Linked DNA regions of Homo sapiens: region 2 is linked to region 1. Evidence: chromatin loops called from intact Hi-C (ENCODE). Cell type or tissue: endothelial cell of umbilical vein. All regions are shown on one strand. Links, peaks and the distances in the headings refer to the core of each region. The heading gives the core; the rest is flanking DNA.

What was found. Hi-C counts contacts between places; a loop is a spot of excess contacts. Peaks named below come from ENCODE experiments on the same cell type or tissue, not always from the same donor. Only the 100,000 strongest peaks of a DNase experiment are listed, where the experiment ranks them.
Region 2: it touches region 1 in a loop (6-fold over the local background); 2 of 110 quality-filtered maps call a loop at or near these places.

Annotation. Positions count from the first base shown.
Region 1 is chr9:27,174,612-27,190,123 of GRCh38, forward strand. It overlaps TEK (TEK receptor tyrosine kinase), which reads left to right. Exons shown (of 23, transcript NM_000459.5): 7 at 5,629-5,757; 8 at 8,848-8,999; 9 at 10,874-11,018. Among named protein-coding and RNA genes, the nearest start is that of TEK, 73 kb to the left of the region's middle. In endothelial cell of umbilical vein, for the core only: no CTCF peak of the experiment used is centred there; DNase peaks (open chromatin) are centred at 7,640, 7,990 and 10,690; H3K27ac peaks cover 1,176 bases.
Region 2 is chr9:27,056,663-27,074,457 of GRCh38, forward strand. IFT74 (intraflagellar transport 74) reads left to right here. Exons shown (of 20, transcript NM_025103.4): 19 at 3,929-3,989; 20 at 5,956-9,472. The coding sequence ends at 6,074. Among named protein-coding and RNA genes, the nearest start is that of TEK, 44 kb to the right of the region's middle. RefSeq lists a silencer at 8,589-8,883. In endothelial cell of umbilical vein, for the core only: no CTCF peak of the experiment used is centred there; a DNase peak (open chromatin) is centred at 8,749; H3K27ac peaks cover 555 bases.

The DNA of each region.
Region 1 (15,512 bases), core at 7,361-15,360:
CAGCATAGCTCCAGGGGCTTGGAGGAGGAGGACAAAGAGGAGAGTTACACAAAAGTAAGCTTCAGCCACCTGCAATACCTCATTCAGTTCCCTCTAAATGCTATGTCTGCCCCCCGGAACATGCAGTGAGCCACAGCAGTGGAGAAATCCCATCTGGCCTCTGAAGTGTGTATGTTAAGGTAAAAGGTGACTCCAGGCAGGGGGCAGATCCCTTGTATTTTAAAAAAAATTAAAATGTTACGCAAACTATGAACACTTTGCTAGGACCCAGGAAGCGGTGCATGCCAGCAGTCTCTAGAACATAAACTTCATCAGCTTTGTAGTGAATGTGTCTCTGGGCCCAGGTTTTTTTGTTTTTTTTTTAATTCTTTTTATTATTATTATTATTATTATACTGTAAGTTTTAGGGTACATGTGCACAATGTGCAGGTTAGTTACATATGTATACATGTGCCATGCTGGTGTGCTGCACCCATCAACTCGTCATTTAGCATTAGGTATATCTCCTAATGCTATCCCTCCCCCCTCCCCCCACCCCACAACAGTCCCCAGAGTGTGATGTTCCCCTTCCTGTGTTCATGTGTTCTCACTGTTCAATTCCCATCTATGAGTGAGAACATACGGTGTTTGGTTTTTTGTCCTTGTGATAGTTTACTGAGAATGATGATTTCCAATTTCATCCATGTCCCTACAAAGGACATGAACTCATCATTTTTTATGGCTGCATAGTATTCCATGGTGTATATGTGCCACATTTTCTTAATCCAGTCTATCATTGTTGGACATTTGGGTTGGTTCCAAGTCTTTGCTATTGTGAATAGTGCCACAATAAACATACGTGTGCATGTGTCTTTATAGCATCATGATTTATAATCCTTTGGGTATATACCCAGTAATGGGGTGGCTGGGTAAAATGGTATTTCTAGTTCTAGATCTCTGAGGAATCGCCACACTGACTTCCACAATGGTTGAACTAGTTTTCAGTCCCACCAACAGTGTAAAAGTGTTCCTATTTCTCCACATCCTCTCCAGCACCTGTTGTTTCCTGACTTTTTAATGATCGCCATTCTAACTGGTGTGAGATGGTATCTCATTGTGGTTTTGATTTGTATTTCTCTGATGGCCAGTGATGATGAGCATTTTTTCATGTGTCTTTTGGCTGCATAAATGTCTTCTTTAGAGAAGTGTCTCTTCATATCCTTTGCCCACTTTTTGATGGGGTTGTTTGTTTTTTTCTTGTAAATTTGTTTGTGTTCATTGTAGATTCTGGATATTAGCCCTTTGTCAGATGAGTAGGTTGTGAAAATTTTCTCCCATTTTGTAGGTTGCCTGTTCACTCTGATGGTAGTTTCTTGCCCAGGTTTATAAGAGTACATTTCATGAACTCATCTCAGCCCATTCCTGGCTCAAGAAATCACCAAGATTTTATGAATAGAACTGTTCTAATATTCTTCCAGACTCCTTTCAACAATTACTATCCTGTTCATTCCATCCAAAAAGCAGTAGGAAAGCAAGGAGACATTTCTAACAGTAACTACTTAAGGACATGGTCTCCTTTAATAGTCCAGGATTTAGAATAGTCAACAATAGATTGTACACTGGCAAGTTTTATGTATCAGGGCTGGTTTCTATCTGAGGAAATAAGCAATAATAGAAATTTTTGAAGCAAATAGTGGGGACAATAAAGAGAACAGGGGAATTCCACTGTGCAAATATGTGATAATTCAAAGTCATTCAGAACACTTTGCCAGGAAGAAAGTTCTAGTGTATTCTAGAAACTAAAAAAATCAAGGCTTCATGATATTTTAAGGTCTTCTGCCATCCCAACAGAAACTTGATTTCAGTAGTCAGATTTCCTTTATGCTTATTAATAGTTCTTAACCTTTCTACCATCTGCTTTGAGTAAGAAGTTGTGATTAAGTTTTTTTCCAGCTTTATCAAGGTCTAATTGCTAAATAAAAATTGTATGTAGTTAAGGTGCAAAATGTGATATTTTGATATATCTATACATTGTGAAATGATTACTGCTGTTAAGCTAATTAACATATCCATCACCTCACACAGTTATCTGTGTGTGTGGGTGTGGTGAGAGCATTTAAAATTGCTCAGCACATTTCAAGTGTACAATACAGTAATATTAAGTTTAGCTACCACACTGTCTATTAGAACTCCAGAACTTACTTATCCTACTGTGTAATTAAAAGTTTTTGCCCTTTGACCAACATCTCCCCATTTCCTCCACCCTGTAGTCCCTGGGAACCACTATGCTACTCTGCTTCTATAAGTTTGACTTTTTCAGATTCCACTTATAGAAGAGATCTTACAGTATTGGTCTTTATATGCCTGGCTTATTTCACTTAGCATGGTGCCCTCCAGGTTCATCCGTGTTGTTGCAAATGACAGGATTTCCTTCTTTTCAAAGGCTGAATAATATGCCATTATATATGTGTACACACCACATTTTCTTTATCCATTCATCCATGGATGGACGAATGGTCAAGTCCATATTTTGGCTACTGTAAGCAATGCTGCAATGGACATGAGAAAACAGATGTCTCTTTGAGATAGTGATTTCATTTCTCTTGGATATATACCAGAAATGGGATTGCTGGATCATATGGCAGTTCTATTTTGAGTGTTTTGAAGAACTTCCTTATTGTTTTCCATAATGACTGTACCAATTTACATTCCCACCAACAGCATACAAGGGTTCCCTATTATCTACATCCTTGCCATTCTAGCAGGCGTGATGTGATATCTCATTGTGGTTTTGATTTTCATTTCCCTGATGATCAGTGAGGTTGAGTATTTTTCATAGACCTGTTGGCCATTTGTATGTCGTCTTTTAAGAGATGTCGGCTGGGCACGATGGCTCATGCCTGTAATCCCAGCACTTTGGGAGGCCAAGGCGGGCGGATCACCTGAGGTTGGGAGTTCGAGACCAGCCTGACCAACAACGAGAAACCCCGTCTCTACTAAAAATACAGAATTAGTCAGGCACGGTGGTGCATGCCTTTAATCCCAGCTACTTGGGGGGCTGAGGCAGGAGAATCGCTTGAACCAGGGAGGTGGAGGTTGTGGTGAGCTGAGGTCATGCCATTGCATTCCAGCCTGGGCAACAAGAGTGAAACTCCATCTCAAAAAATGAAAAAGAAAAAAAAAGATGTCTATTCAGGTCCTTTGTCCATTTTTTTATCAGGTTGTTTTCTTGCTATTAAGTGGTTTGCGTTCCTTATATATTCTGGATATTAACCTCTTATCAGGTGTATACTTTGGAAATACATTCTCTTGTTCCATACATTGTTTCTTCACTCTGTTGATTGTTTTCTTTGCTGTGCAGAAGCTTGTTAGTTTGATGCAATCACATTTGTCTATTTGTGCTTTTGTTGTCTGTGCTTTTGAGGTCATATCCAAAAAAATCATTGCCCGGATCAGTATCAAGAAGCTTTTCCCGTCTGTTTTCTTCTAGTAGTTTTACAATTTCAGGTCTTATGTTGTGTCTTTAGTCAATTTTGTTTTGAGTTTTGAATATAATGAGATGAGGTTCTAATTTTATTCTTCTGCTTGTGGTTATCCAGTTTTCCCAGGACTATTTATTGAAGAGATTATCCTTTCCCTGTTGTGTGTTCTTCATACTTTTGTTGAATCTGTTAACTGTAAATGTGTAAATTTATTTCTGGGCTGTCAATTCTGTTCCGTTGGTCTATATGTGTGTTTTTATGCCAGTACCATACTGTTTTTATTACTATAGCTTTGTAATATATTTTGAAATCAGGTAATGTGATGTCTCTAGCTTTGTTCTTCTTGCTCAATATTGCTTTGGCTATTCTAGGCCTTCTGTGGTTCAATATAAATTTTAGTATCGTTTTTTCTATTTCTGTGAAAAATACCATTGCAATTTTGATAGTGATTGTATTGAATTTGTAGATAACTTAGTTGTGATTGATACTAAAAATAAAGACTGCATTTTAGCTGGGTGAATAAAATACAAAATCAAAACAAATCATCATAGCCCCAAAAGACAAGCTTTTGCATTAATTTTTGGTTAGAAGCCTTCTAGTAATGTTACAGTTGACCAAAATAAGGACACCCAGTTAACAGAATCCATTTGCCATGTACCAAATTCTAAGAATTGTCCTGGCAGGTTTAGTGAGCTCCAAGGGAAAATAATGCTTCTACCCTGTCTTCCCAGGAGCTTATTACAAGTATCAAAACATAATTTGAATGGCTTAAATATTCTACTATAAAGAAACAGTCTTAAAAAGCTAACATTTTAAATTATCTTGATTTTTAGTTTTTAGCAGTTTAACCATGATGTGCCTATGCATAGTTTACTTTATATTTATTCTGCTAAGGGCTTAACAAATTTTTGAATGTGTAAATTTCAACAAATTGGGATAATTTAAACCATTATTTCTTCAAATATTTTGTCTAACCCTTTCTCTCTGGTCCTTCTTGGACCTCCAGTTACATGTGTGTTAGATGTTTTGTCTCTTGGGTCCCTAAGGATTAAAAATCATTTTTTTCCAACCTTTTTCCTACTTTTCTTCTTTAGATGGGCTATCTATTGATGTTGCTTCAAGTTTATTGACTCTTTCTTTTGTTATCTCCATTCTGTTGCTAAGTCCATACAGTGATTATTTGATTTCAAATATTGTGTTTTTCAGTTTTAGAATTCCTTTTGCTTTTTAAAAATAGTTTCTATTTCCCTGCTGAAGTTTCTCATTGTTGCATTTGTTATGAACATATCTTCTTTTACCTTACTGAGCATAGTTATTATAGTTGTTTTAAAATTCTTGTCTATTCCAACATCTGAGTCATCACAGTTGGTCTCTATTTATTTTCTTTTCCTTTAAAAAACGGGCCTTAATTCTCCATTTCTTCTTTGGATTGTATCTTGAACATTGAAAATGTTACATTATGGAGACTCTGGAATATGATACATTCCTTTTGGGAATGTTGATTTTGTTTTGTTTTAGCAGGCAATTAACTTGGTAGGATTCAAACCTCAAACTCTCACTGTTAGGAATCAGGTCAAACTCAGTTTAGTTCTTTTATCTTTAGCTGGGCTGCTTTGAGTCTATACTGAGCATGCATGGATCAAGGATCAGCCAAAGATCTGGGACTTTTCTCTGACTCTTTCTGGGTTTTCCCTCTCTCTCCAGTGGCTGTGGTTTTCCTGACTCTGTCTCTGATGCATCAGGCCAGTAGACTGCAGGTTTTCTTTGGAGTTGTAGCTTCCATACGTGGTGTCAACTGTACCTAACAGTTAGGCTAAAAGCTGAAAATTGGGAAACACATCATTCCCATCTTCCAAATTTCAATTCCCCTCCAGAATCTTCCAGGTCTTTTTTCTTCCTATCCCACTCTTAAGTGCTTTCAGGAAGTTATTTTCTAAATGTAGTTGTACCTACAAGAAAGTTGGCATGATAGGAGCTCATTCAACTTTTTTTGGAAGCATAACTCCCCAGCTTTTTAAGTTCCTGGTAATTCAGATAAATTACCCCCTACCTTACACAAATCAGCAAAGTTGATGGCTTAGAGAGAAAAATAAAACTAAACACCTGCAGTCTTAGTTTCCTCTCTTCCCCTGGATTAATACTGGTTTTTTGATGTCTCTGTTTACAGCATGCCACCCTGGTTTTTACGGGCCAGATTGTAAGCTTAGGTGCAGCTGCAACAATGGGGAGATGTGTGATCGCTTCCAAGGATGTCTCTGCTCTCCAGGATGGCAGGGGCTCCAGTGTGAGAGAGAAGGTAAAGCAAGGTAACACTGTAGTCAGGGCCATGTTCAGCATGTCTGAACTGAGCTTTGGTAGTGTAATTCTTGTGCCGGCATTCTAAGATCCTCAAGCCTCTTTTGTTTCCATCCAGAAGTTGGGAATAGTTTATCCTAAATCCTAAAGCACAGCATTTTAATTCTGCTCTACTGACCCTAATAGTAGGCTTTATTTGTCTTTGCACTAGGCATAAACCACGTGCTCTTTGTAGCAGCTTAAGTGATGACTGGCCAGCTGAGAGCTCTCCTACCTTTTCTGCTCCCTTCTCTAGGACCAACCTTTTCCCTGGACATGCGTAACAGAGAAAGAGCAATTTGGGATGGATTTAGACAGGGGATATTTTTAAAGCAATAGAAAGAATAAAACAAATAGAAAAGATTATGCTCAAAATGAAATTTTATGTCATTCTAGTTCAGAAGTTACTCTTCAGCAGGAGTCAGCAAACTTTAACCCACAGACTAAATCCAGCCCACTATCTTTTTTTAAACAGCTTTATAGAGATACATTTTTTATATTATAATGTTCAACTTTTTAAAATGTAAATTCAGTGGTTTTTAGTATATTTACAGAGCTATGCCATCATTGCCATAATCTAATTTTACAACATATTCATCATACCAAAACAAACCTTGTACCCATTAATAGAAACTTCCATTTTCCAATCATCCTAATTTCTGACAACCATTTATTTGCAGTTGACCTTAAACAACATGGGGGCTAGGGGTACTGACCCTTCTCGCAGTAGAAAATCTACATATAATTTTTGACTCTCCAAAGACTTAACTACTAATAGCCTTCTGTTGACGAGAAGCCTTACCAATAACATAGTCAATTAACACAGAGACTAGTATCTGTATATATTTTATGCCTTCATGACATACCTTTTTCTTAATTTTTTTGGTATTTCTAGGCTACACAGTTTGTCTGTGAGTTTTTTCAAATTATCCTAAATCTCCAAAAAATTTTCCAATATATTTATTGAAAAAAATCCACATGTCAGTGGACCCATGCAGTTGAAGCCTGTATTGTTCAAGGGTCAACCATATCTTCTGTCTCTGTAGATTGCCTGTTCTTGACATTTTATATGCTGTAAACAAGATTGTATAATACGTCGTCATTTGTGACTAGCTTCATTTGCCACACCTTTTTTGAGGTTTATCTATGTTGTGGCATGTATCAGTACTTCATTCCTTTTTTATTTCTCACCATCTGTTATTATAAAGAAAAAAATTTTGGATCACAGCCACCTCCATTCATTTATAGTATGTCGTCTGTGGCTGCTTTTGTACTACAAGGGCAGAAAACATGGCTTGCAAAGCTGACTGTATTTGCTCTCTTTACAGAAAATGTTTGCTATCCACTGTCGTAGAATATACTTTTTAAAATTAAAAGAAGCAGACATATGTATTTTCAAACTTAATAAATATGTATTGCTTTTTCAATCATATAAATATAAATGCCATTGAAATAAATACATATCCAGTGAAATCTACACTCACAATAATACAGCTATGGCCTTTTTTTCTGTTACTTTTGGAAATCAGAACAAATATTGGGAGTGGGGGTGGGATGCCAGTAAGTGTTTTCTCAAAGTCCTTAAACTTTATATTTTTTCTTCTTTTGCCAAGCCTGGACTTTACTACAGGGCAGGAATCAGGGAGTGGTTAGAAAGGGAAGGAAATGCCATGGGGCTACTAGGGGATTGTATTGAACGTGGGCAGCTAACAAGTTTAAGGATTTGAATTTTGTGCTTTGTTCCTTCCCGTCTGTTCCCTTCTGCTGATGCTGCAAAAGGAGTGCATTCTGATGGGAGAATCTAAGACAGGTTAACCAGGGTGTCACTAGGGCTTTCAGAGAGTAGCTCCCTTCCCAGATTCCACTTTAGCCCAGCACATCCACCTTCACCCCCACCCAGCTTCAGAAAATACAAGGGGACGATGAAGGAAAGAAATGCTTTAAAAGTGTCAAAACATGTTTTTCAATTCCTATTCAAATAGCTACTTAGGCTGAAAAACTTGGCACGTTTTCCATAATCTTTCCAAGTTTACAGATATATCAAGGAATAACCTTGTAAGTATTAGACCTCTTTCCCTTCTCCTCCACACCTTTACCCATTTCATTCTAGGCCTGAGAAGTAGGATATCAGTATAAAATATCATTATTGACCCCGCCTCTTCCCACCACCGATAAGAAACAGTCTGTAGTTACTGCTGCTCTGAGGGCACCTCTATCGCCTACATTGTTTACTGAGTGTTGGACAATTTTCAAACATGTCTCACATTCAATTACAAATAGTCCACAGTTCCCTGAGTCCCTATGGTTCAGAATAAAATTGGTATATTTCAGGGTTATTCATTCTCTACTGTGTAGATGTTAGGCAAGAAATCCTGACACCATTACCTTTATTGACACTACAGACATTTTTCCTTCTTTCAATATTGGCAGCAACATTTTTGATTTGGCTGTTGAGTGGATACTGATTTGGGGAAGTTATATTTCACTTCTTTGATGTACTTCTTTTGTGAGCAACTTTATTCACCTTTTCCTCTTAGTTATCTGCTATTTGCAGACTTCCCAATGAATGAGACATCTCTCGTATATCTAAACTGAGGTCAATGCTGTTGAACAGCAATACCATGGGGTTATTTGATGAGTGGAGGAAGAACTAGTTTTTTGTTTGTTGTATTTTTGTAATCATTCATGTAAAAAGAAAGAGGGGGATTGAACAGCAAAGTCTAGGGGAGATATGGCCATGATAATCATTTTAATATTGAGACTGTTCCTCCCTGGTCCATGAAAGGAGCACAGCCTCATGGCAAAGAGCGTGGACTCTGGATTTATAAAGATCTGAGTCTGAATCTGGGCTGTGAGCCTCTGTCTCCTCATCCATAAAATGGGAGACCACAATATCATCCACATCACAGGTGTCTTATGTGATGACAAAACAGTAAAATATTTGCAAAGTTCTTGCCCGGTGCATGACTTACTAAAGTAGCTATTTTTATTATTACTACTGCTGCTGGCTCTGTTAAATATTAGATTTCACAGTGCTGTTTTCTTCCTTCAGGCATACAGAGGATGACCCCAAAGATAGTGGATTTGCCAGATCATATAGAAGTAAACAGTGGTAAATTTAATCCCATTTGCAAAGCTTCTGGCTGGCCGCTACCTACTAATGAAGAAATGACCCTGGTGAAGCCGGATGGGACAGTGCTCCATGTAAGAGCCATTCTTAATTTGCCCTTCTTAAAGCATGAGATGCTTCAGTGTAGTAATCACCCCACTAAATGATAGATACCATTCAGTGCTTTTATCCTCCTAGGCTAGTGTGTTGTTGGCTTTGATAAAATGCCCTATTCCTGGAGAGGCAGAACTGACTCACTGCAGCCTCACTGATTTCTTCTGTTGGCCAGTACTGCTCTGCATGGTTGGGAATATGCCTCCTGGGGAACTGACAGAGCTGGGTGCCAAGGATGGCACACATCCTGCAGGACTGTCCAGCTGGTATGGGGAGAAGTACGTGTCAATCTGTGCAAAGCTTTGCTCTCGCAGTGTCCCCATATCTCTAACTACTCATATCAGGAGAGTAAGGTGGTGTTGCAACCCATGAATCAGCAGATTTACGTGCTACCAAGTGCAACCAGGACATGGAGTTTTGATGACCGGTCCACTCCTATTACGCTCTTTGGAGCAGCAGTTTAGGGGAGCATAGAAGAGGAGAGTTCCCCAGTTCTGAAACTACAATCCACGGGATCCCTTAGGTCTGAATGCATTCATTGGGTTTCTACCCACCTCTTCCCTTTGCCTTCATTGCTGATGCTCACCCATGGTCAGGTAATATCACAGCAGTTATTTTTTGTTTAAAAGGATCAAGCTACTTTTCGAACATGCTTTCCTTCTCTCTCCCAACTATACCAAATGCAGCAGAGACAGGAGCCACCCCAAATTTCTCTTGTGTTGAAAGTGATCCTTAGGATATTGATGTATTTTTTAATCTAAAAATTTAGAAATACTTATTATCCTATTTTTCTATCAAAGATGACCAAAATCAGCTTGACCAGAGGCAGGTATGAGTGACCTTCTGAGGGAGGAATATGTAGAATGTACCATTACTAGGGTCCACGTTTCAATGTCCCTGATTCCACTCAAACAACCCATCAGGTAGAAGAAGCCAATTGATGGCTTCCAAAATCTTATTGGCTTTTTCATGAGTTAATGAAAGTAATGGCTACTATTTAGTAAGGTTGGCCATAACTATATGTAACTTCTTACTTAACATTGCCTAGTGTCTCTTTTTTTTGGCGGAAGTGGGAACTGGCTGGGTGAAGTTAAGTAACTAAGGAATTGGTCAAAAATGGCAAAGAGGCCAGATACGGTGACTCATGCCTGCAATCCCAGTGCTTTGGAAGCCTGAGGTGGGAGGATCACTTTAGGCCAGAAATTTGAGACCGGCCTGGGCAACATAGCAAGACCCCATCTCTTAAAAAATAAAAAAAGAATTAGCTGGACATGGTGGCATATACCTGTAGTCCCAGCTACTTGGGTGAGGTGGGGGGATCACTTAAGGCCAGGAGTTTGAGGCTGCAGTGAACTATGATCACTCAACTGCACTCCAGCCTGAGCCAAGGAACAAGACTTTGTTGTCTCTCAAAAAAAAAAAAATGGCAGAGGTCCATCTCTCTTCAGAACCCTGGATTTTTCCAGTACTCCCCACTTGACAGCCTCTCAAACACTTAGGAAGTCACTTTGTCCTCCCACGCAGCCATCTCTGTGTTAGATAGGAAAGGAACAAATCTTATGAGGAGGAGTTTAAAAGAAATCATGCTTCAGGTGTCTTGCTTGTAAGTGTTTACCCCGTACTCCTAAACACACAAATACAACAGCAGGATCTGACAGGGCATCAATCCAAAATAAACTTTCAGGGCTACTACAATAGCTTTGGAAATAAGCCAATAATTATATTAGCATTACATTTAGCTTCTTGATCTCTCCTAGGAAACTTCTTATTAAACAATGAGATGGGGTCAATGTTATGGACCTTTGCGTTTATGCCTCCCTAGAAGTTTTTATTTTTTTGTATTTGACCTTTTCAGCCAAAAGACTTTAACCATACGGATCATTTCTCAGTAGCCATATTCACCATCCACCGGATCCTCCCCCCTGACTCAGGAGTTTGGGTCTGCAGTGTGAACACAGTGGCTGGGATGGTGGAAAAGCCCTTCAACATTTCTGTTAAAGGTAAGTTCATTTCCCAGAAAAAGGGATTGTGTCCTTGATGCATTATGTTTTTGTATTGCTGCTTCTAGACAGAAATGTATGCGACCACTAAAATACCTTTGGGGTAATTTCCAGGATAGTAAGCCTTTAAAAAATTATATGCATGAAACTAGAGTGAAGAAATTAAGAGTATGAACTGTGGAGTCACACAGCCCCAGGTTTGATTTTGTCCCTAACAGCTCATAATCTTGTGGGTGGCCTTGACCAAATGAAGTTACCTTTTTGAGTGTCTCTGTATTTGCAAATGAAGCATAATTTAGGTACCTCTTAGGGTTATTGTGAAGCCTTGTTAAACACATACAATACTTGGAGTTGTGTCAGGCACAACATATCTGGTAGTGATTATATTTCACAAGAAGGTTAGCATTGCCGTTGTGACTTCCTGTTCATTATTGTAGAGAATTATTTGGAGAATCCCTATTTTGAGGATTACTCACTTAATAAGAAGCCCAGGCTATGCTATATAATTAACATGAATGTCTTTTCACATTCAGGGCTGTGGGCATTTTTCCTGCTATAAATTAGTATTTCAAAATTCAAATTAATCTGAGTGTTTGTGTGTAGATTTGTGGCTTGAGTGGAAGAACTAAAATGGAGGTAAGTCCACGTTAACTTGGCTGGTGTACGTAGCTACAGCAAGGAATTTTAAATCCGCAAGTTACTTAATCACCTGTTTAGACAAGAATACCTAACAGCTCTCTGGCATATATTCTAGGAAAGATACTAGGCTAAGATTACTTGTAATTTCTGATACATTGTAAATGCTCTGTAAATAGTTGCTATCCTGTATTGTTTAGAGAATAATGAGAAGAAAAAAAGTCTGTACATGTTCAGACACAATTTGTTTTCTGAATATTTTTGATCCACAGTTGGCTGATCCACAGATGTGAACCCACAGATACAAAGGGTCAACTTTATACAGTAGCACACATTGTAAGCACAAATCTTAGTATTAAACCTGGATCTTCTGACTCCAAACCCAGCACTATCTCTTCTGGACCATTTTGCTTTCTGAGTCTCTTGTGTTACAGAGGAGGAGACTGTGAGGTGACCAAAGTTGATTTGTATTTGGCCCCCTTTCGTTACTTCATTAGTAATCTCTTGGGAGATCTCAGAGGTAACTTCTATAAATGAAATGCTGTAAATACTCAGAACATAATCTGTTTTTTAAAGGCCAATAACAACAGTAGCGTAAATGCAACCCCATAGATTTGGATTCTGTGCCCTGAGAATCCATATGAACCACCTCAGAATCCTCCTTCTTATTATTACTTTTGGTTATAGGAAAGAGCCCAAATCTGTTTTATTTGGTAGAACATTCACGTGATTAAAATAATTTCTTGCATCTTGAATGTTCTTGGAAGAAAGGAAATGATATGCAGACAAGAAAAATTACCCTACTTTTAAGCTTCTGGGAATGTTTGCTACCCATGGACATACGTCCAAAACAAACCATGTGGTGAATACACAGAAGAGTCACTGGGTCTAGTTTTTAGTTTGTAGTGAAAGACACGGCACACAACATCAATGTGTAGAAGCTTCTCCAGTCCTAAGTCACTGCTGTCTCTTTGCTGTCACATTGACTGGCAGCCATAAAATGTAAATAGCCATTAGGGAATTTAATCAATTTAATCAGCATCTTTTATTATAGTATTTACAAAAACAGATACTAGGCTTTAACACCAGTGTACAGATTGATACAGTCACTTTGGAAAACTGGCAACTTGTACTAAACCTAAACATTTACTTAGCCTGGGAACCAGCAGTTCCACCCCTAGGTATATGCTCAAAAGAATGGCTGTATTATGTTCAAAAAAGACATCTTCAAGAATGTTCAGAGCAGTTGTATTCATAGTAGCCCCAAACTGAAATTAACTCAAATGTCCATCAACATTAGAAAGGATACACTAATCACAAATTGTAGTATATTCATATGTATTAGTTTGCTAGGGTGCCATAACAAAATACTACAGGCTGAGTGGCTTAAGCAACAGGAATTTATTTTCTCATAATTCTGGAGGCTACAAGTCCAAGATGAAGGCATCAGCAGAGTTTATTTCTTCTGCGGCTTCTCTCCTTGGCTTGTAGATGGCCACTGTCTCCCTGTATCTTCACAGGGAGATTAAATTAGGACACAGGTACAGGGTCTTCCCTTTGTACTTGTGTCCTAATTTAATCCTCTTACAAGGACACCAGTCATATTGGATTATGGCAAACCCTAATAAACTTATTCTAAATTAATTACTTCTTTAAAGGCCTTATGTCCAGATACGGTTACATCCTGAGGTACTAGGGGTTAAGACTTTAATGTGTGATTTGGGGGGAATACAATTTAGCCCATAAAATCATGCAGAGGAATGTTAAACAGTAATAAAAAAGAATTAATTTCCGCAACAGTATGGATGAATCTTGCAAACATGATAACCAGTGAAAGAAAGTACATGCTTTATGATTCCATTTATATAAAGCTAAAGAACAGGCAATACTAATCTTCAGTCACAGAAGTCAGAATAGAGGCTACCTCTGGGTAGAGGATATTGACTGGAAAAGGGCACACAGGTGCCTTCTGGAGGGCTGGGAATATTTTCTATCTTAATCTGAGTGGTGGTTACATGGGTGTACACATAGGTAAAGTCCCTTGAGCTAAATACACTTAAGATATTCACGCTTTACAATATGTATGTTCCATCTCAGTAAAAATGATTAAAAGGCAAAAAATAAAATAGTAGATTACTAAGAGGAAGCCTTTGTAGCAATTTTTAAACCCTTGTAGAAGTATCACAGACTGACATTAATGGCTGTAATAAAATGTGCATCTGCTGGTTTAAAGAAAGGGGTGGCCTTATTTTATCATACAAGGAAAGCATTACTTGAACAAATTTACTTACAGCACTGCCCTCCTTTCTAGCCTAAGTGAAATGTGTACTCAGACTTATCTAACTTAATATTGGCATGATCTGCCTCCAGTTAGGGGATACTGCTTCTTACTGGCTTTATTATCCTGACCTTGGACAACTTCCTAAGTCGTCACTTAGTCAATAGAATTTACTTTAGGCCTATTATGTTTCAGCCCCTGTTCTAGGCACTGGGAATAGAGCAGTGAATAATACAGGGGGAAAAAGACTCACCATGGAGCTTACATTCCCACAGGGAGATAAACAGTGAGCAAATAAATAAGTAGAATGTACAGTTCACGAAAATGCTGAGTGTCTTGGAGAAAATTAAAGCAGAAATGGGGGTAGAGAATGCTGGGGCAGGGCTGGAGTGGTGACTGTAATTTTAAATAGGGTAATCAAGCCTTCCTGAGAAGATATTTGAGCAAAGACTTGAAGGTTATGTCTAAGGAAGGTGAGCCAAAGCATTGAGACAGAAAGAAAAGGAAAAATTACTGAACATTGCAATGTCCTCTGAAATCTGAAAGGTTCTGCATTGTATAATACACACTCTTGGGGAGGAAAAACAAAACGAGTTATGCATTTCTAAGAAGGCTGGGCCAAGGGAACTATAGAGCTCATTGGAAATTCACTTCACAAACAATAACTCAGCACCTAGTCGGTGCTGGTGAACAAACTACACAGTCTTTGCCCTAATGGAATTTAGAGTGTAGTGTGGTGTTTCACAACCTTTTTATTATCATCCCACTAAGGAGCTCTTTTAGAAATTGTATTCCAGAACTCTCCCTCATCACCATAAGATTTTATTATCACAGATGTACTTTATATCTCTTTATGTACTATGGCTCTTTGGCGGGCTGCAACCCATTGTAATATCTAAAATTTTTGCATCCTCCAAGAACCAATTTTCATTGTTTCTGGGGCGCTGTCATCCCCATTGAGAAGATGTGGTCTTTGAGATGGGGAGATTGTTCTAGATTATCTGAGTGGACCCATTCCAATCCCTTGAGTCATTCAAAGTAGAGAAACTTTCCTGACAATAGTCAGAGATGTGGTGGTCAGAGAAGGATCAGAGAGGCCTGATGTTGTAGACTTTGAAGGGATAGGAAGGAGCCTTGAGCCAAGGAATGCAGGCAGTCTCTAGAAGCTAGAAAGAACAAGGAAACAGATGGTCTCCTAAGCCTCCAGAAAGGAACACAGCCTTGCTAATGCCTTAATTTTAGCACAGTGAGATGCATGTCTGACTTCTGACTTCTAGAACTATAATAAATTTGAGTTGTTTGGCTGAAAGAGAGAGATATATATATATAGAGAGAGAATGAATTATGATCTAGAAGAAAGACCAATATCAAATAATCAAATAATCATACTACAAAGAGTAATAACCCCTAAAAATCACCATGAAGGAAAAGTAGAGGTTCTGTGAAAGTATACAATACCTTAATTCAGTTTCTATGATAGCCACCTGTGAAATATTCACATCAGAGCTAAGAATTAACTGGGAGAATAATGGGAGGTGGAGCATTCCTTGCAGAAGAGAGACATCCACAATCAATCTAAA
Region 2 (17,795 bases), core at 4,425-12,424, 120 kb before region 1:
GTTAGATACTGTCTTGGGCACAACTGTTAAGATATATGGGGTAGTATATTTTAAAAATTTTGGAAGTGAAACATTACTAATACAGAAACTAAAAATCCATAAAATCACAAATAAAATAAATTCTAATGATTAGTACCCCACCACCCAGAAGAGAGAATGCTTATTGTTGCTTTAGTGTGGGTTCTTTTAGTCAATGGATAGATAGATAGATAGATAGATAGATAGATAGATAGATAGATAGATATGTGTATACACATATTTATGCATATACTTAGGTACACATTTATTTCTATGCATTTATAGAAATTGTGCCATATTGTACATATCATTTAGGAGCTTGTTTTTCATGATTAACTATACATCATAAGTACTTTCCCTTGTCAATATATATATTGACTTTTAAAAAATATTAATAGCTTAATGATATTCTAGTGCATGGATGTCGCATAATATATTGAACCAATTCCCTTTCGTTGGATATTTAGGTAATTTCTAGTTTTAAAACCATTGAAATAATGCTATAAAGAGCAATCCAGGTATCCTTGAACTTCTTAATTCATATCTCCAATTATTTACATAGGATGCGTAGATATATATACCTGCAGCCCCCTTTTCATATCACTCATCTTGCTGATAATTACTTGAACAGTGTGTGAGGTCTAGATTGAGAGCTCTGACGGGACAGAGACAATGTCTGTCTCGTTTACTTTATTCCTTGCCCTGTGGTATTGGTTGGCACATAGTAGGTACTCAGCAATTATTTGTTGAATGATTGAATGAAGCATTATGTGTCATGTACAAAGTCAATAACTACGGTCTGAAAAAAATTGATCATTCTTATATCTAATTAGTCTATATTAGAAATTTGCACACATGGTTTAAAACCCTAAATGCATTAAAAATTCCCTCTTTTGGCCAGGCACGGTGGTTCACGCCTGTAATCCCAGCACTTTGGGAGGCTGAGGTGGGCGGATCACGAGGTCAGGAGATCAAGACCATCCTGGCTAACAACGGTGAAACCCCGTCTCTACTAAAAATACAAAAAATTAGCCAGGAGTGGTGGCGGGTGCCTGTAGTCCCAGCTACTCGGGAGGCTGAGGCAGGAGAATGGCTTGAACCTGAGAGGCGGAGCTTGCAGTAAGCTGAGATCGCGCCACTGCACTCCAGCCTGGGTGACAGAGCGAGACTCTGTCTCAAAAAAAAAACAAAACTCTCTTTTTCTTCATATGGTTATGTGATCATGATAGAGCAAAATAAAAATGATGTCATTTGATTTTCCACTACATAGGTACAACCGTTGTTAACATTTTGGTGCCATATCCTTGTAGTATTTTCATCCTTTGCAATCATACATCCATATTGTTTTTACAAAAAATAAAACCATGCTATTCATACAGTCTTTCAACATTTTCTTAACTTTTTTCAGCCTTCTTTTTTTTTTTTTCAAACAGAGTCTCACTGTGTTGCCCAGGGTAGAGTGTAGTGACATAATTGTAGCTCACTGCAACCTGGAGCTCCTGGACTCAACCGATCCTCCTGCCTCAGCCACTGAGTAGCTAGGACTACAGGCACAGACCACCATGCTCAGCCAATTTTTATTATTTTTTATAGAGACAGGGTCTTGCTGTATTGCCCTGGCTAGTCTTGAACTCCTGGCCTCAAACTGTCCTCCTGCCTCAGCCTCCCAAAGTGCTGGGATCACAGGCATGAGCCACTGTGCTTAGCCTTTTTTTTCTTTTTGAGACGAAGTTTTGCTCTTGTCACCCAGGCTGGAGTGCAGTGGTGTGATCTTGGCTTACTGCAACCTCCACCTCCTGGGTTCAAGCAATTCTCCTGCCTCAGCCTCCCAAGTAGCTGGGATTGTAGGCGCCAGCCACCACGCCTGTCTAATTTTTTTGTGTTTTTAGTAGAGACAGGGTTTCACCTTGTTGGCCAGGCTGGTCTCGAACTCCTGACCTTAGGTCATCCACCTGCCTCGGCCTCCCAAAGTGCTGGGATTGCAGGTGTGAGCCACCACACTCGGCCTTTGGTGACATTTCTATAGCATTAGCTATTTCATTGTATGGATGTACCATTTGAAAACAACATACACCTTACATTCTTTTTGAAAAGGGTAGAATCTCATGAAAGCTTGCTACAACTACTAAAAGCTTAGAAATCACTAATTTACATAATTCAAATTTACCAGTTATTCTGTTCTACTTCATATGGAAACCTAGATATAGACTTATAATTGACACAATTTTCTTAGGTTGTTTAGAGTGAGGATGAGTGCTGGGGAAGAAACAAGACAAAGTTTGGGAGGTCATTGTCTTCAGCAATTCTTGGAAAAAAATACTGATACTTCTTATGGAATATTAGCCCTCCTCATTCACTGAATAGATGATTTAAGGTGGAAAGCACTTGAAAAACACCATTTCTTAGAGCCAGTGAGTGGTTAACTTGTTTATCCCCACATTAATTGCTAATTTTAACTCCATGTATTGATAACTGGAAATCATAACATAAGCCACAATTTCGAATCCTTCTCTGTGTTATTTGTCATCTTTTGTGAATCCCAACTGATTAAGTCAAATCCTGGTCTTCCTATCTTTCACAATTATCTTCTTGAAAACTGGCTTTTGGCATCTCTAAAGAATTTTATGTAACAGATTATTTAAACTAGTTAGGGAAAAACAGATTTTCAAAATGAATTTTTGCTTCATGATGTCCTTGGAGGTTTAAAGGAGTCAATAATATAGAGGTATAATGTAAAAGGAATTTGACCATCTGACACAGCATTGCTTTTATACCATTCCTGTAGCACTTAACAGGTCTGATGCATTATAAGAAGGCCACCTGTTTGTATGAAACAATGACAAAAAAGTCTGGTACTTGACTTTGCTGAAGGTTATTAGAAATTTACTGCCAGAAACTGCTGACTGCTTCCTTAAGTCCATCTTAACTTCAAGGTCCTGTCTGGGGGAGATTGATGTGATTAGTAATACCAGCTCACAGCACATACAGTTCACATAATTAATTAGCTATGATTCATTCTAATATCTAGATTTATCTCTTTGGAGGAAACAATGAGATGGATCTACATCAAGCCTGAATTTACGCCCTGAAAATTATTTTAACATGAGGATAGAAACATTTCCACTGTTGCTTCAATTATTGTATTTTTAAAAATAATCATTACTTCTTTGAAATGTCCAGGTGGAACATAATTTTAGCATTTCAATTTTCAAATGGTCCTTTGCTTTGGAAAAAACTATGTGCATCTTAAAAAAGAAAGACCATAACCAGAGTTACAAGGTTAATTAAATCAGAAAAACAATATAATTCTATAACAGTAAAATTGTCTTCTGAGGAAGCAACCATCAATATAATATCCACATTAGCTTCCTGTTGATGCAGAAATTATTGTAACAGTGCCAGCTTTTTACCAGCTCTCTTATAATCTTCACACTGCAGCTCTGCTCTTATCACAGCTTGTGGAATTACACAGGAAATTTAGCCCTGGAAATAAGGAAGTTTCTCCTATATGGCTGAACCTTTGACAGTGTTTGAATATGTATTATATTTGTGGCATTAGACTTCCAGATTTTAAGAAGAGATTCCCATCATGTCCCATTTTTCTTTTAAAAGTTTTTTTAGGGAAAGGAAAATCATAAATTGTCTTTCAGTTGGCATGTTCATTGGTATAATAAACATTTAAAATATAATTAAAATAAATATATAGAGTAAAACATGTTATAGGATTCATCACTGTATTAATATATTTACTATTATTTAATCTTTTTTTTTCTACCGTGGCTTTATCTCAATAAAATGTAAGTTGATAAGATTTAAAGTTGGAGAGATTTTTTTTGTCTTATCCTCTTAGAAAGGCATTTAATTGTTTTAAATATGGGTCCTAATTAATATTTTTCTTTTATGTTTTTAGCTTACAAATTTGGAGAGAAAGTGGCAACACCTTGAGCAAAATAATTTTGCGATGAAAGAATGTATCCTTTAAAAAGCTGAAAATGGGGCCGGGTGCGGTGGCTCATGCCTATAGTCCCAACACTTTGGGAGGCCGAGGCAGGTGGGCCACAAGGTCAGGAGATTGAGACCACCCTGGCTAACACGGTGAAACCCCATCTCTACTAAAAAATACAAAAAAAACATAGCCGGGCGTGGTGGCGGGTGCCTGCAATCCCACCTACTTGGGAGGCTGAGGCAGGAGAATGGCGTGAAACCGGGAGGTGGAGCTCTCAGTGAGCCGAGATGGCACCACTGCACTCCAGCCTGGGCGACAGAGCAAGACTCCATCTCAAAAAAAAAAAAAAAAAAAAAAAAAAAAAAGCTGAAAATGAAATTGACTGAGTTATTTTTTTCTAGGAATTTTTTTAAAGACTCAAATTTAGTTCAACACCTACTTATTAAATACCAGATATGTACAAAACCCTGGGCCAAATTAAATGAATATGACTGTTTCAATTCTACAGTAGTTAAGAGGTGTGTGTGTGTGTGTGTGTGTGTGCGCACGCACGTGCCCTCAAGTAACTAATAGAAAGCAGATTTTGGGAGTTGCCAAAAAAGGAGTACAAAGACTTAATGTGGCATAGTGATTAAGTGCCCAGATTTTGGAGTTGGGCGATCCAATTTTAAATGTCAACTCTACTGCTTGTAAGTTACAAACTGGACAATTTAATCTGTTCAAGCTAGAACTGTATCATCTCTTAAGATTCAGTTTTCCGGGATCACAGGGCTTGGGTAAAGTTAAACATTATCAGTAAATCTTCTGATAAACATGGCAAGAATTTCTCTTTTGTTTAGAGACAGGGGTCTCGCCAACTTAGCCAGGCTGGTCTCAAACTCCTAGGCTCAATCCCACCTCGGCCTGCTCAAGTGCTGGGATTAGAGACATGAGCCACTGCTCTCGGCCCCAGAATTGTATCATCTCTAAAATCTCTAAAATATAGTTAATATTACCTTCTCATAGTGTTGGGAGAATTATATATAACCATATAGTTATATATATCCACAAGTATATATATATATATATATGTACATAATATATAATATATAGTTGTTTGTTGTTTATATGGTTCTACCTTGAATATCTGGGCAGCAAAGGGAGGTAAACTAAGTAAGATCCTGAGAAGTTTGACTTCCAAGCTCATCCATGTTTTAGCCATTTCAACTCCATTATATGTCTACAAAGATGATACTTATGTCTCATCTTATTGTTTACTTTTAGTTTGATTACAGGAGGCAGCAAGCAGCTGTTGAGAACATGTGTTGTGAAGTTGTAACAGATATTTCCTTAAAAGTTGTTTCCTATTCCCTTCTTTGACCCATTCAAGGATGTCTCTGCCTGGAGAACTAGATCCTGACTCAGTGGCAGCATAGGTTCTCCCCCAGGGTGGTGCTGAACTTCAGCTCAGAAGCAGCCTGGACCCCATCTTACCTCCAGATAAGGTGTTTTAGGTACTCTGTTGCCAGTGTTAGTGCAACTTAGTTTAAAAATAGAGGACTTGTTCACAGTATGCTCTAAGTCTCACACTGGAGTTTTGTGCAACATAAAGTAGGTGATTTTGGAGCAGAGCGAAGTCTAGAAATTTGCCTTAAATTATTTGTGGTACTCTAGAGAACGTGGTATGTGTATGTGTGTATGTGTGTTTGAATATAGGAACTAGTTCATTGAACGTTAGATTGTTCTAAGACCAGAATTAGATTAAAAATGCATAACATATTAAGTATTAAAAAGTGTTTATATTGTATATGAATTTTTTGCGGTAAGTTTAGCTTGGCATTTTAGGTTTTAATTGATGCTTAATCTGTTAAAATGATGTACTGTATTTTAAAGTATTCTAATTGTGCTTTTTTGTACCATCTTCAGTATGAAAAATGTCAGTATTTAGTTCCTTTCTCAGGCACAATTAGATTTTTATTGACATTGTTTTCCCCCTTAACTCATGTAATTAGTCATAGCAACCAAGAGTCAAGAGAGTGATTACCAGCCAATTAAGAAAAATGTGACCAAGCAGATTGCAGAGTACAATAAAACCATCGTGGATGCTTTACATAGCACCAGCGGAAACTGAGTTTAAGTCCACTGAAAGTCTCTAAGGAAGTATCCTCTTGCTGCTAAACTTGGTACAAGTTGACTACCAAAAAAAAAAAAAGCTTACTTTTGGAGTTTACCTAAAATTTCTGAATGTTATAATTTTTGTGGCCTCTTTTAAGAATGATATTTTAAAATAGTAAATAGTTCAATAAATGGTTTGCATATTAAAAAGTACCATCTTCTTTTCTTTTTATGCTACTTGTATTTGAACCAAGAGATAAAGAAACTAAAAGTGACCGTTGAAATTTATTTAGCTGGTATAATCCATCTATGGCAACAAATGAGATAAGCTTTTCTTGTATCAACTCTAGGACGGATGCATGGAGTATGATTCTGATTTAGCACTTAGATCAACCTTGTCAATTTTTACTTCTAGAAAAAATTAGTAAGATTAGAAGGGAGATTTTTAGCTTTGAATGTTACTTCTCAAATAGGTTATATTTGATGTGTATTAGACCATATAATGTCACAGGTAAATATATAACATATATTCTTTATATAGCAGTTATACCTAAAGATTTGGAATTAGAAACTTTTAATCTTTGCAATTCTTAAAATATTTTTTCACATATATATACCTGGAAGAACATTAGGTAAAAGACTACATTTATAGTGGGCTGTTTTGGACTATGGCTACTGCTGTTCATTGCCACCCTGCAGTATGCATTTACTCTCTTGTACTATTAGGAGAACTTAAGTAGATTAATTTATAAACATTAGCCAGAATATTTGGGGAAAAAAGCTAGAAGAGGTAGGATTGGGAGAGAGGCATAGAGTCTGGAAGACATTATATTAACTGTAGATGTATCTTCTCTTATCGTGCAGGAATGAGTCACCTTGGCCAGCATAAAATATTACTTAAAACTATCCTGTTTTTGCTCTGATATCATGTTCACTAAGTAACTCTACTTTTCAGTATTTCTGAAACAACACATTGATTTCTTAAACCAAAATAGCTTTATTGAGATATTATTTACATACTTTAAAATTTACTCATATATGTTGATTTTTAAAAATAAATATTTATAATGGTAAATTATTCAAATTCAGTCTATATACATTTAAATAAAGGAGTGAGCATTGTTGAGTTTGCTGAACTCTGGATTACTAATATGGCTGAAGATCCTGGACATTCATTAAGGTAGCATTCATAAAATGTGTTCCATAAATCCTGAGCATCTTGAGTTATTAATAGTGTTATGCCTCCAAAGGATTCATGGTCAAAGAAGTTTGGGAAACGTTGTCTGAAACAAAGGTGAATTATTTTATTTTTTCTTGACTGCTCATAACCCTTAATATGCTAATGTATAATAAGCTCAAGAAGAATATATACTGTAAAGCATTTCCCAGAGATAGTTGTCCACAAAACCCTAACTTTCACAGAGCCTAGGTCACATGAGATGTGTCATTCCAAGAAATAGACTTTGTACACCAAATAGACTTCATACACTAAAATAATTTCATCTACTCAAGTCCTCTGGGTGGCTCTATGGCCTTTTTCAGATGACTCCTGAGTATGTCTCTTTTTAGCCACCCTCAGCTGTTTTATGCTGTGATTGTATGGGGTTTTCTATTGGAAATTGGTAGCAGAAAGTGCTTATAAAATTTCACAAGGGAAAAAAACTCTTTTAGCAGTTAAAGAGAATGAAATCTGAAATTCAGTAGATAAAACAGGTAATAGATTTTGATGACAGTTTGCAGCCCTTCGTTCATTCATAAAGTATTACTGTAATTTGGTGATTAGGAGCCTTTATGGATATACCCGACTGCTGAAAAACATTCATCTTTTATACAGTAACAAACAGAGGTATGATTGAGCATAGAGTTTAGGCAAGAGAACTGACTACTATGGTCTCTTAATCACATTGATTCTATTTCGTGGATACTTCCAAGGAGGAAGGGAATCTGGAAAACATGTTTGTGGATAGGTAATCTTTGTTTTCCTCATTTGAAAGCAAATTTAAATGCCTTTACTTTTTCCTTAGGTTTTTTTTTATGATTTCTACTTAAGTGTTCTTGACATTTTACTGCACCCTTTTAAATAACCAACTTAGTAATTTTTACTATTAGTAATAAGGGTTTTTTTCTGAGTGGTGGGATTATGGGTGATTGTAATCTTCCTTGGGCTTTTTGGTATTTTCAAAATTGTCTGTGATGTACATTTAATACTTAGAAATGCAATAAAATTCAAATAAAGTACTATATGCAGTTACTACTTTAACTGACAGAAAGGATGTAGTAAAAACTCTTAAGTCCTTGACTCTAGAACTGAACCAATCTTTACGCAGAAAGAAAGTAGGAGGAAGATTGGCCTGTCCATTAAATATATGTGTTTGCATTATAACAATGGGAAATTTGGCAGGAAAAAAATTTCTTGACAAAAAGCAAGGCTTTCAATTTCCATCCTAATTTATTCATATGTAATATTGGTGGGGGGCAAATAATTGAGCAGGATTTCTTTAAATTAAAACATGTTTTATCTGAGGGAAATTCTCACTAATGTCTCTCTTCCTTCCTCTGAGAGCCTTTCCACAAATCCAACAAGAATATTCTCTTTACTGGGATAGAACTGGAGGCTAATAGCTGCATGAACTGGCTCTTCCTGAGTCAGTCACATTACTCAGGGGGTTCCATTCATGCTAAAATAACACCTTGTAAGTCACATGGAAAGAAGCTGCAGACTGAACAAACATGCTGAGCAGTTTTACTAGTGAAGATCAACATGGGAAAGTTAGCAAGTCTTTGTTTTTCCCATCCTTATCTTTTATCAGTAAATAAACATGAGTTCTTGATATTCTTTTTCCTGTGGAGCCCCTCGTTTGGACAATACTATAGTCTCATTTTAAGGTACAAAATTCAGTGCCTGCTTAGAGGATTACAGCATGGAGTAATCATATTCACACCAGAGATGAAAGGCCAGTTAGTAGTAGTTCCAGGGGTTTTTGCTGTTCCCTTGCTCAGTTTCTCTAGACTTCTTTCCTTTTGCTATACAATTGCAGTGTAAACAACCTTAGGGAAATTATAATGTTTAGACTCAAAGTAAGAAGAAATAAAGATGGACCACTAGAGAATTGTAGTAATCTATTTTTAAATTGATATTGTGTCTCATTTTTGTATAACTTTTGAAATAAAAGTAGATTATGTCTTAAAATTGTAAGTTTACAGTTTGATAACTGAAAAACATTTTTAAAAAGGCAATTTTTAATACAAAGGTAGATAATTTAGGAAGACAGATAAATAAAATGAAGAAAGTAAGTTACTTGTGATCTCACCAGTCTTTTTAGATACGCATCTATATTTATGTCACACATATCTGTTTTATTTATGTATTTATGCACCTTTAATTAAATTAAAATTATATTGTTTTTAATTTTACATTTGCTATTTGTAATTTAGCACACATTTTTGTATGTCATTATATACTGTTGTACAACATGTTAAATTGTTGCATATTATTTCATTGTGCAAAACTTTCAAAAACAAATCCTACATTATCGAATGAGATTTATGATATAGAGGTTACATGTAAGCTTTAGATCAGATAGCTGGAAATGTGAATCCCAGCTTCACCACTGATTTGTTATATGACCTTGGAAAGCTGGTCTCACAATTTCAGTTTCTTCGTCTACAAATGGAATAATAATGCTTAACTCATAAGATTGGTTCAAAGAGTATGCAGAACCCAAGACGTGTGACACAAATCGTCCTGGGAAAGGTGTCATTATTAGCAGTATGCAAAACTGATTGTTTCCCTGCACTCTCACCAACACTGGTGTTAACCAGGCTGACAGTGCACTACCTCATTTGTTTTACTTAAAAAAAACTGCCGCATTACTGCAATTAGAAGCTATATTTTAATTTGCAAGATGTTTTCATATCAAAAATTACAAAGTCTGATTCTTAAAAATCTCTTTAAAAATATTCATTATAGCTTTGTCATATACATCGAAAGCAAATTTTTAGAATATATTAGATCATACTTTACTGCCTCAATATTTTTCCTCATAATGTATCGTAATGAATTGCTGCTCTGAAAACCTGACTGCATAACTTTAAGAGAAATAGGAATAACCTGTGTAAGAATAATCTACTCAGTAACCAAGGCTGTATTGTTTGTTCATTGTCTCTAGCCTCCTGCAAGTCAAGTGGTTGCACATAAAGAACAAGTATGTCGGCCGGGTGCAGTGGCTCACGCCTGTAATCCCAGCACTTTGGGAGGCCGAGGCGGGCAGATCACAAGGTCAGGAGATCGAGACCATCCTGACTAACACGGTGAAACCCCGTCTCTACTAAAAATACAAAAAATTAGCCGGGCGTGGTGGTGGGCGCTTGTAGTCCCAGCTACTCGGGAGGCTGAGGCAGGAGAATGGCGAGAACCCAGGAGGCGGAGCTTGCAGTGAGCTGCGATCATGCCACTGCACTCCAGCCTGGGTGACAGAGCGAGACTCCGTCTAAAAAAAAAAGTATGTCACAGGATGGAAAAGAAATACCCATTTATTTATTGGGGAGTCCAGTATACAAGAGGGTTTGGAGAAAGCATGAGTCAGAAGTTGAGTTGTCTACTACCTAAAAAAAGGCTCAGGCACACTACAGAAAGCTTTCTACAAGAGAAAAAAAAAAAAAACATAAAATGAGGTTTTCAAAATTCTGTTTTCTTTCAAAATATTTTGTAAAACAATATTCTTAACATGATAACAATATGGTAATACCATGTAAGAAAGGCAGACTTAATCAATTAAAATTACTTTTGGCAGAGGGTGGAGAAAGAACTATTATTAAATTGGCCATTTAAGATTAGAAGACAATAGCTGAGCCAACTAACCAAACTGAAATATTATCTCATTCTCTGTGTTATCATTTTCAGTAGATAAACTCCCTCTAATAGAGGAAGTCCAGATTGACATGAAGGTGAAAATATTTGTTAAAATCCATAAGCTCAATCTGATTTTTTTTTTAAACCAAAGGAAAATATACTTCATTGTTAAAAGCATTTCTAGGTCTTTAATTAGCTTCTTGTTAAAATGAACTCACTTTAGTTTACTGGGTGGGGAGAGGGCTGCCTTAGAGTTTGGCCAGCCCCAACCCTGTCCCTCCCCGCCAAGGACAAAGCAGGGACCTTGTGTCTGAGGATCAGGGGAAATGGTTAAGAAGGAGAGGAAAAGAAAATTGCTTTTCCAGCTTTTTCAACTTCCTATGTAGCCTATAGAGAAAAGCAAGAATCCCTTTGGGAGGAAATAACAAAAGTGCCAACAATAGATAGATGTATGAAGCCTGCATCCCTGCAGTGTACTGGAGCTCTTACCCTTATAATGGCCTTTATCGGAAGGCCAAATGCACATTTACTATAAACTGGTCCTATCTTCCTGGGAGCCTCTCCCCTTAAAGTCATTCCTTGGCTCACTTCCTTCTTCTGCCAGAAATATCAAAGTCAGAGAAGGGGATAAAAGCTGTAAAAGTCCAGCTGCCTTGTTTCCTTTTCCTATGGCACAGTTGAGGTAGCCAGTTAGGTAACAGGTGTTCATAAAAAGACCTCAAGAAACAGTTAATTGAAGAGTGTCAGGTAATAAGGTAAGCAAGCCTCTTACAAAATCACTTGCCACTGTATTATGTCTAAAGGGCTCCACTTGAGCAGAAACCAAACCAAAAAAGGCTCTAAGAAATTTACCTTAAAATTCTGTCCGGAACCTTTTCATTGAACATAGGTTGAATGTCTAATATGGGTTTGCCTAACCACACACTTTGATTTGTCAAATATTTAATTCCAACAATACTTCATGACCTCACTGTGCACTGCCATCCACATCTCCAATAATCACAAGCATAGCAGGCATTGATGCCATAGCTCTTAATTGTCTTAGGAATTAAGACAGGCGGCATCAGTACCTGCTAAGCTTGTTGATGAAAAGAATTGTTAAAAAGAGTTTATCAGGGCTGGGCGCAGTGGCTCACGCCTGTAATCCCAGCACTTTGGGAGGCCAAGGTGGGCGGATCACGAGGTCAGGAGATGCAGACCAGCCTGGCCAACACGGTGAAACCCTGTCTCTACTAAAAGTACGAAAAAATTAACCAGGTGTGGTGGCGGGCGCCTGTAATCCCAGCTACTTGGGAGGCTGAAGCAGGAGAATTGCTTGAAACTGGGAGGAGGAGGTTGCAGTGAGCCAAGATCACGCCACTGCCCTCCAGCCCAAGCAACAGAGCAAGACTCTGTCTCAAAAATAAAAATAAATAATAAAAATAAATGTAAAATTAAGTTATTATTGACTATAGTCACCCTGTTGTGCTATCAAATAGTAGGTCTTATTCATTCTTTCTAACCATATTTTGTATCCATCAACCCTCCCCATTTCCCACCCGTGCTCCCCTCACTACCCTTCCCAACTTATGGTAACCATCATTCTACTCTATTTTCATGAGTTCAGTTGTTTTAATTTTTAGCTACCACAAATGAGTGAGAATATGCAAAGTTTATCTTTCTGTGCCTTGCTTATTTCACTTAATATAATGACCTCTGGTTCCATCCATGTTGTTTCAAATGACAGGATTTCATTCTGTTTTATGGCTGAATAGTACTCCATTGCATATAGGTACCACATTTTCTTTATCCATTCATCTGTTAATGGACACTTAGGTTTCTTTCAAATCTTGGCTATTGTTAATAGTGCTGCAATAAACATGGGTATGCAGATACCTCTTTGAAACACTGATTTCATTTTTGGGGGGTATTACCTAGCAATGGGATTGCTGTATCATATGGTACTTCTATTTTTAGTTTTTTTGTGGGACCTCCATACTGTTCTCCATAGTGGCTGTACTAATTTACATTCGCACCAACAGTGCATGAGGGTTCACTTTTCTCCACATCCTCTCCAGCATTTGTTATTGCCTGTATTTTGGATAAATTTTAACTAGGGTGAGATGGTATCTCATTGTAGCTTTGATTTGCATTTCTCTGATGTTGAGCATTTTTTCATATACTCGCCGGCTATTTGTATGTCTTCTTTTGAGAAAATGTCTATTCAGATCTTTTGCCCATTTTAAAATCAGATTATTAGATATTTTCGGCCTCTTTCATCGTAACTAAGCACTTACTACACACTGGCCATAACTTTTGCAGTATGAGGCGTGACAGCAAAACTATCATGAATTTCTTTTCTTTTTCACAATTTCATGCATAGAAGATTCATTCTTACAGTAGATGTGAGCATACAATTTTTTTTTTGAGAACTTTCACCTTTTCACTTAAAGGAAACACTTTGTGGCTTTTCTTTGACATATCTGAATTGCCAGCATCACTACTCTTGTGTTTGGGGGCCATTATTAAGTAAAACAAAGGCAGTTTGAACACAGGCACTGTCATAAGACAGTGAATTGGATAATTGAGGAGGCTACTGAAGTGTCTAACAAGAGGGTCAGGTCTACAGCATGGGTACACTGGACAAAGGGATGATTCATGTCCTGGGTGGGAAGGAGTAGGATGGTGCGAGATTTCATTATACTACTCAGAACGGTGCACAAAGTAAAACCTGTGAATTATTTATTTCTGAGATTTTCCATGTAATGTTTTTGGACTGCAGTTGACCTTGGGTAACTGAAACCATGGAAAGCAAAACCGAAGCTAAGGGGAGACTACTGTTGTCAAGGAAATGTAGCATATGAAAGGGCACAGGAGTTTGAATCTGAAGCACCTCTTTTGCCTGCTAGCTGGAGGACTTTGAGCAAGTCATTCAGTTTCCCTGAGTCTATTTCCAGGGTTATGATGGGACCCCATGGCTATTGGAATCATCTCAAAGATCCCTATTTCTCAGGCTAATCTCAAATTGTGATAGTGACTTTGTGATTGGGATAACTATGTAATGAAAATTTGATCAGACTACTTATTTTCCATAGGCTTCTATTTTGTCACTAGCTGTAGAGAATTAGGGTTTTCTATATATAAATCATGTCATCAGTAAACAGAGACACTTCTTGAATTTCTTCTTTTTCTATATGGATGCCTTTTTATTTTTATTTTTATTTTGCCTAATTACTCTGGCTAGGACTTCCAGTACTGTGTTGAACAGAAGTGATGAGAGTGAGCATCCTTGTTTTGTTCCTGATCTCTTAGAGGAAAAGCTTTTCACCATTGAGTTTAACGTTAGCTGTGGGAAAAGGGAGCTTTTTGAAGCTTATTAAAAAACAGTCCAGGTTTCGGTTCTCTGGCGATGGATGGTTGGATGGATATATATAAAATATAGACACATATATATGAATATATGGATGGCTATATATGATATATATATCATATATATCATATATATATATATATGGAGAGAGAGAGAAAAAGAGGGAGATGACCACATTTATTGGTGAAAACCAACCAACTTGCCCTTCTGTAAACATAATTCAGCAAGAGTTATTTGTGGAGTACCGGAATTGGTGAGAATTTCGATAGCTTTTCTGTTATAACGCTTTTGCCAACTGCAGCAATTGATTCAGGTTTTTCTCGTCTTTTACTGTCATCGAGGGAAAATCTGTTGAGATTCATCATTTAAGCTCCCATATGTTAAGCCTCTTTCCCAGGATCAATGATTTGCTTTTTTCTAGACAAACGTTTTGTTTTGTTTTGTTTTTTAGATAAAATGACCATTGCTTCTCTAAAGGAAGTATGCAAAGAAAAGTAAAATGAGGCTGGGTGCGGTGGCTCGCGCCTGTAATCCCAACACTTTGGGAGGCCAAGGCAGGTGGATCACGAGGTCAAGAGATCAAAACCATCCTGGCCAACATGGTGAAACGCCATCTCTACTAAAAATTAAAAAAATTAGCTGGGCGTCGTGGTGCACACCTGTAGTCTCAGCTACTCTGGAGCCTGAGGCAGGACAATCGCTTGAACCCGGGAGGCGGAGGTTGCATTGAGCCGAGATCATGCCACCGCACTCCAGCCTGGCAACAGAGCGAGACTGCATCTCAAAAAAGAAAAAAAAAGTAAAATTGAAGGCATTGTAATTTAATCTAGCTATAGACTTAGAGCACCTGTACAACTTCTATAGTTGTCAGTCATTTAAATCTCTGTGTGCTGCCTTTGGAACATGGGGGACATAATGATCTACTCTTATAGAATAAGATGCTGATTAAATAGATAATGCTTTTAAAATATTTTGAATTAAAGATATTTTAATGTGTAAGTATACTGCAACTCATTTAAACAAATCTACTTGGTAGTGAAGCTATCTGATTGTACGGGAAAAAATATTGCCCTTATGATTTAGAACAGTGCGTGCAATATGAGCTACAAATGTGAGCCAAATATGTAATTTTTATTTTTCGAGATGGAGTCTCACTCTGTCACCCAGGCTGGAGTGCAATGGCACGATCTTGGCTCACTGCAACCTCCACCTCCCAGGTTCAAGTGATTCTCCTGCCTCAGCCTCTCATGTAGCTGGGATTACAGGTGAGTGCCACCACGCCCAGGTAATTTTTTGTATTTTTAGTAGAGATGGAGTTTTGCCATGTTGGCCAGACTTGAGCTCCTGACCTCAAGTGATCTGCCCACCTTGCCTTCCCAAAGTGCTGGGATTACAGGAGTGAGCCACCATGTCCAGCCCAAATCTGTAAATTTTAAACTTTAAACTTTGGACTGTGGACTTTTCAGTTAATGCTGAAATGAGTTAAGACTCTGGGGGACTGTTGCGAAGGCATGATTAGTTTTGAAATATAAGGACATGAGATTTGGGAGGGGCCGGGGCAGAATGATATGGTTTGGCTCTGTGTCCCCACCGAAATCTTGTCTTGAATTATACTCCCATAATTCCCATGAGTTATGGGAGGGACCCAGTGGGAGGTAAAATTGAATCGTGGGGGTAGTTTCCCGCATACTGTTCTCATGGTAGTAAGTAAGTCTCACCAGATCTGATGGTTTTCTAAGGGGTTTTTGCTTTCACTTCTTCCTCTCTCTTGACTGCCACCATGTGAGATGCCTTTCACCTTCCACCATGATTGTGAGGCCTCCCCAGACATGTGGAACTGTGAGTCCATTACACCTCTTTTTTTTTTTTTTTTTTTTTTTTTTTTGAGACGGAGTCTCGCTGTTTCGCCCAGGCTGGACTGGAGTGGCTCTATCTCGGCTCACTGCAAGCTCCGCCTCCTGGGTTCGCGCCATTCTCCTGCCTCAGTCTCCCGAGTAGCTGGGACTACAGGCGCCTGCCACTGCGCCTGGCTAATTTTTTGTATTTTTAGTAGAAACGGGGTTTCACCATGTTAGCCAGGATGGTCTTGATCTCCTGACCTCGTGATCCGCCCACCTTGGCCTCCCAAAGTGCTGGGATTACAGGCGTGAGCCACCACGCCTGGCCTAAACCTCTTTTTTTGTAAATTGCTCAGTCTCGGGTATGTCTTTATTAGCAGCATGAAAATGGACTAGTACAGCTGGATATGAAATTCTTGGTTGAAATTTTTTTTCTTTAAGAATGTTGAAAATAGTCTCCCTGTCTCTTCTGGCTTGTAGGGTTTCAGCTGAGAGGTCTGCTGTTAGCCTGATGGGAATCAGTTTGTAGGTGACCGGCCCTTTCTCTCCAGTTGCCTTTAATATTTTTTCTTTCATTTCGACCATGGAAAATCTGACAATTATGTCAGATTTTCCTGGGGGATGATTTTCTTGTGTAGAATCTTGCAGGAGTTCTCTGTATTTCCTGAATTTGACTGTTGGCCTCTGTAGCAACGTTGAGGAAGTTTTCATGGATGATATCCTGAAATATATTTTCCAAGTTGTTTGCTTTCTCCCCCTGCCTTTCAGGGATGCCAGTGATTCATAGATTTGGCCTATTTACATAATCCCATACCTCTCAGGGGTTTTGTTCTTTCTTTTTTTTCCTTGTTTTTGTCCGACTGTCTTATTTCAGAGAACCGATCTTCAAGTTTGGAGATTCTTTCCTTAGCTTGGTGTATTCTGCTGTTTGTAGTTGTGATTGCATTGCAAAATTCTTGTGTTATTAAGCTCTGTCAGACCCATTATGTTCTTTTTTGTACCAACTATTTTGTCCTTCAGCTCCTGTATCACTTTATTGTGATGCTTATTTTCCTTGGATTGGGTTTTGCCATCCTCCTGAATCTCAGTGATCTTTGTTCCTGTCCATATTCTGAATTCTATTTCTGTCATTTCAGCCAGTTCGGCCTGGTTAAGAACTCTTGGAGAACTGGTTTGGTCATTAGTAGAATATGTGACACCCTGGCCATTTGAGTCACTGGAGTTCTTGTATTGGTTCTTTCTCACCTCTGTGCGTGGGTGTTACTTTAACTGCAGTGTAGATAGAGTATAACCAATAGACTTCTTTTCTGGATGTTTTCACAGGGCTGAGGCTTTGTGTAGCTATGCTTTTTATTTGAAGCTGACTTCTTATCTTTGGTTTCAGAGGGAAATATGTTAATAAGGTATTTTTGGTATTGAAACTTTGGGGTGTGATCCAGTAGGTGACACTTAGGCTTATTGGTCAGTTGGTTGACGCTTGCCCAATTGTGTGGATTCCCTGTGTTTCCTCACAGTTGCAGCTGTGTTCCCTTTCAATGCTCTGAAAGTGTGAGTTCCACTCCCCCTTGAATGCTGGCTGTAGTTCACAACTTGGCACTCCTGGGCTGCCCACTGCCAGTCTGGGGTGATCTCAGTGTTTATGTTCCTTCCCCAGCTTAGAGGCAGAAGAGGAAGAGATTTTAGTAGTGGTTGTGCCAG